2 separate regions of the Homo sapiens genome follow, and region 1 is linked to region 2. A link is a loop called in an ENCODE intact Hi-C map of the cell type or tissue named here. Cell type or tissue: GM12878. All regions are shown on one strand.

Region 1 (2,500 bases), 1.1 Mb before region 2:
GATTTCCCCTGGGTGACACAAAGCCAGGGACAGGCCTGGGAACATAGGCCCAGTTTCTGGGTACGTAGCCTGCTGCTCAAAACACAGTCTACCCCAGCTCTCCAATTTACAGTACAAAGTTTATGACATGGCATTACCCAGGCACTTTCAGGTGTCAATTTCCTTTACAATTTTATAAAATATCATTTGGAAGGAGGAAGAAATTTATGCTTGTGCACTAAGAGCTCTCCTGTCTGCCCACTCTCTTGGGACAAGAGTTTGTTTCACTGAACAGAGTTGCAAATACAAGGCACACAGTGCTGCAAAAGCCATGGGGTTTGTTTTTAATTTAAAGAATGGCTCTGATTTGGCTACACGTTTTAAGCAGGCACTGTATAATACAAATCCACTGAATTCACTCAGATGGGAACAAGTTATGCCATCCTAACACTGTCTAGAATCCAGATGTATAGTTACTGTTTTCTTTTGCTTACCTTTTTTTTTTCTCTTGCTGCACGAAATTAGTTCCTTGGATACCAAGATTCTAGAGGCTCATTGTCTTGCAAAATATTCAGGTGCCTCACAACAATCTAAAATAATAAACCTCCAGTGTTACAGCAAAACACAGATGAAAATGTGAAATAATATATGTGTGTGTGTGTGTGTGTGTGTGTATGTGTATATATATATATGCATGTATACATAAAATGAAATATAGACATGGTATGAGAAAGTGAATTACAAACACAAATAAAGAGAAACCAGGTAGGGAGACAGCAAGATAGCTTCTCTTCCCATCATGTGAACTAAGAAATAGAATGGATGCTCATTAAAGTAGTTTACCGGGACTCCAATTTGTTCTGTGATTAAGAGGTATCGGTTAGAGGAGATTGGTGAGGGAGATCAATATTCTTGTCTTCATTCTTAATTCTTCTTTAATGTCTGTCTCCACAGGGCAGCTGAATCAGAGATGTAGAGTAAATCTTTATCCACCAGGGGGCTGCACTTCAGGGGGAAAAAAAAAAAAGGTCTGGTCTACCTCAGCTAGATAAATCAAGTTGATACCTAGCTTTCTTTGTCCTTAAACTCCCAACTTCTGTTCAAGTGTTGCCATGTTTCTGACTAGTAGATGTGATAAGGATGAGGCATGGAGAATAGTATTGGCTGGAGTCACGAAGAAAGTCATTCCTGGATCTTAAAGTAATATGATGGTGTGCTGTACCTAACTGCGTCTTTCACACCAAAGTACCTCAGCAATGGTATTCTTTCACATCCTCATCTTTCTCTACAACTCAAGCTGAGGGGAATTCTTACCTTTAAAACTCAGTGGTGCCATCATCTGAGGCCCACAGTGACAGAATCTGTCTTCTTCTCTCTGAGTCTCCCAGGTTCAACCTCTCTGGCAGTGGTTCCTAACTAGGGGTTATTTTACTTTCCAGGATACATATGCAATGTCAGGGAATGCTCAATTGTCACAAGTAAGGGGAGGGGTACTACTACTACTACTACCTAGTGGGTAGAGCCAAGGAATGCTGCTAAACATCTTACAATATATAGGACAGCCCCTATCAACAAAGAATTACCCATTCCAAAATGTGAGTAGTGCTGAGACTGAGAAACCCTGCCCTAAAGTGATGGGGACACCTTGATGCTTCAACCCAAATGGCTGGTGGGTGACACACCTCACTGAACTCTGGATCTTTGACCTGGAATTACTCTAATAATCTGAAATGTAATGCTTTCTCCTGCTTCACAACATGTATGTTACATTGAGCTAAACATAGAGGCAATCTTGCTGTCACATGCTCTAAAAAAGGAATCAGAGGTACATTACTCAGGGCACTGCCAATGGGCTAGGAGGTAGAAAAGAGTTTATTTTTCAATTTTTTGTTGTAAGCCTCTGTGCCTATAAATTTTTAAGCTATTTGTACGTTGCAGGCTGCTATGTGTTCATCAAAACCTGTTCCCTTTACTTCCTGGACACACAGACTACATTTCCCAGCCTCCTTTGAAGGTGGATGGCCATGTGACTGAGTATTAGCCAATGGAATGTGAGAGAAAGTGATAACAGCGTCTCTGTGCATAGCCCATAAAAATGTATCACATGATCTTTTACCCTCTCTCTTTCCCTGATCCCTGATCAAATACCAAGTCTCCAGCAAAAAGAATCAAAGGCCAGAAGGGATGATGGATCCATCAGATGCAAAGAACCTGGGTCCTTGAAGAACTATTTTGAAGACCACTTGTTGTTAACTAACAACATCTACACTGGACTTTATGTGAATAAGAAAATAAGCCAATGAGAGTTTGGGGTTGTTACAGCATCTAGCATTAATTACCCCAAATTATTATAATATGCATGAATTACTTTAATTTTACAAGTTATAATTCAAATATAAATCATTTAGTTGGTTTAAAATTTCTTGTGGAAAGCATGTTGCTGTCTGGTTTCTGTTCCAGACTTACTGTAATGCCACTGAAATTTCTTTTGCAAATGTAAACTGACCCATATTACTTTCAA
Region 2 (2,500 bases):
AAGAAAGTAAGGGCGACTGTCCTGCTTCTTGTTTTTCAAATGCCAAGGTGCCATATTTGGGAGAAGCATATCCTGAACCCATCACAGGTACATGATTACCTGGAATAAGTTCCTGGGAGTTGGGTACCTTCCTTCTTTCGGTGGTTTCATATCTATGGCCACCTTCCACTCCCCAAACACTCCCTACCCTTCCTCCTTTTCCCCCTATACACATACAGAACATTGATCTGCTTCTTCTGAATGTTCCTCAAATATGCCAGTTTTTTTTGTTACCATAACTGACTAATTTTTGCTGAGTGTCATTTCATTCTTCTCTTATGTATAAGTAAAAGATAAGAGATGAACATTTTATTTTCTCTGTTACTAAGTCCATTCCCTTTTGATTCATCACAAGGCAAAATGAATCTCAAAAATCTTAATGAAGTTGGTAGTTCCAGTGCACATTAAGAGAAAATTATCTTACAGAAAAAATACACATCAACTATTTGGTTAACTGATGAGAAACTAAAGGCCAAGTTTGGAAATTGTTCAAGTTTTCTATGAATATTCATAAATAATTAACTTGCATCTCAATTTAGAACCTAACAACAGTTCATTTCAATTTTTAAAAAATATCCGAGTTAATTATATGCTGAGGTCTCCTTGCTGGGTCCTCTCTCCTAGTGGCAATTGAATAACTGCAGTTGGTGACAATAACCCTGTGTTTCTGTGGCGTTCACCACATTGCGGTGTAGCTGGAGGAAGATACATAATGAAACTCTTTGAAGGACAGCTGGCTTCCTAAGGGGTGCTCTCTCCCTTTCCCTACTCCCAATCTTTTCCTATGGGGGTAAATTCCTTTTGTTCACACTTTTTACTGAAAGTGAAAAAAAAAAGTGTGCAAAATAAGAGGCAAGAAGAAAATAACCTGCCCTAAAGTAAATACATGGTGAAAAACGAGATAGGTTTATCCTGTTGGAATTTTCCATGCCTTCAGAAGCAGATGCTTAGTCCTGTGAGGGATGCAGAGATTGCAAGCCTCCCAGGGTAAAAAAATAAAAAGAAAAAGAAGAAAAAGAAAAAAATTCAGGAAGAACTCAGTCTAATCGGACGAAGGGACCCCTGTACTTTGTGAAAGAAGGCTGCATAGAAGAATCAGAGCCCTGGGCTCTCAGAGGGAGGCCATTCGGGGACTGCCCCTTTTGTCTCCTCGCCTTGTATGGGCTGGAGGATGGAAAAATTGTGGACAAAAGGCCCGAGGAGGGCGGAGGGTCGGGTCTGAACTCTCGAGGCACAGCTCTCAGCGTTATTCACCATGCCACGTTTCCGCCAAATGGTCCTGTCCAGTTCCCAGCCCGGGCCGGGTGCCGACGGCGGGGTAACACTGCCATCTAGTGGCCATCTCTCCCCTGCCAGCTGGCTCTCAGTGCCCTCTTGCTGGCTCGGTCGTTCCCTCACTCCCCCTCTCTCCCTTTCTCTCTTGCTCTCTCTCCTACGCCCCTCTCTCTCTTTCTAAAAAAGGTTTTTTATCCCATCAAGGAAAAAAAAAAAAAACCTGGCTCTTGGAAAACAACCAACTCTCTTGGAACTCAGAGATAATAATCAGTTTCTCTGGGCTTGTGAAATTGGCTCATTAAGCGTGCTTTTTAACAGAAAATATTGGAAGCGATTAAGTCTGCTTTACTGAGTGGGCATGAAATGGCCAACCTTCGGCCACCCACAGCTCCTAGGTGCCTGGCGCCGTTTTATGCATGCAGCGTAATGTCTTTACTTGAAGTGCTGTTTATTCATCACCTGCTTATTTATCTCTTTGCATTTGGCAGGCACATCGATCAATGTTAAACTGTCACACAAGGTTATTTTTCTTTTACATAACAGTATAGGCCTAAGGTAGTGGCATATTAAAAGTAATAACTTTCTAACTTGTAGCTCAAGATGACAGCCCCATTTTTACCCGAATATATTACAGCAAGGAATTCCTCATTCCGTTCTCCCTCCCCCTCCCTCTACTTCACTAGTACGCAGCTCTTCCAAGGTCAAAGGCTTCATTCTGTCTAGCCTCCCTCCCACTTTGCATACCACTCAGCTTCCTCTTCACCTCCAGTTATCTCCACCTTTTAGGCTGATCCGCCCACAGAGAACATTCTGTGCACCTGGTGTACACATCTTGCTTGTCCCTCTTTATGATGGCATTTACCCCTTTGCATAAAGATGTGGGGGCCAGCAGATCTCTGGAAAAGAAGTAAAAAACGACTGCATATGATAGTGAGAATCGTGATGGTCTCATTTCCATCTCCACAGACATCTCACTAAATGTAATAGTATATTTGGCTTTAGAGTTATAATAAGCAACAACAACCACAGACCCTATGAAAAGAATCGAAGGAGAAACATCTGAAAGCAACGGTATTGCTCTGAAGCAACTGGTGTGATTTGAGGCTGTTGAGTCCACTTATTTTCTTCCTCCTTTCTTTGGTTTTAGGTTAATTTGTGCCCAGTTTGTGATACTTCCTTTCTTGGC

What was found. Peaks named below come from ENCODE experiments on the same cell type or tissue, not always from the same donor. Only the 100,000 strongest peaks of a DNase experiment are listed, where the experiment ranks them.
Region 1: a loop joins it to region 2, with 6 times the contacts of the local background. A loop is called at or near these places in 3 of 110 quality-filtered maps.

What each region holds. Positions count from the first base shown.
Region 1 is chr2:58,870,424-58,872,923 of GRCh38, reverse strand. The region is part of intron 3 of LINC01122 (long intergenic non-protein coding RNA 1122); the gene reads right to left. Among named protein-coding and RNA genes, the nearest start is that of LINC01793, 350 kb to the left of the region's middle. In GM12878, a CTCF peak has its summit at 965 (motif pointing right); DNase peaks (open chromatin) are centred at 1,203 and 2,043.
Region 2 is chr2:57,758,882-57,761,381 of GRCh38, reverse strand. No RefSeq gene overlaps it. Among named protein-coding and RNA genes, the nearest start is that of VRK2, 290 kb to the left of the region's middle. RefSeq lists an enhancer at 1,194-1,488. In GM12878, a CTCF peak has its summit at 1,370 (motif pointing left); DNase peaks (open chromatin) are centred at 721 and 1,381; H3K4me3 peaks cover 666 bases; H3K27ac peaks cover 650 bases.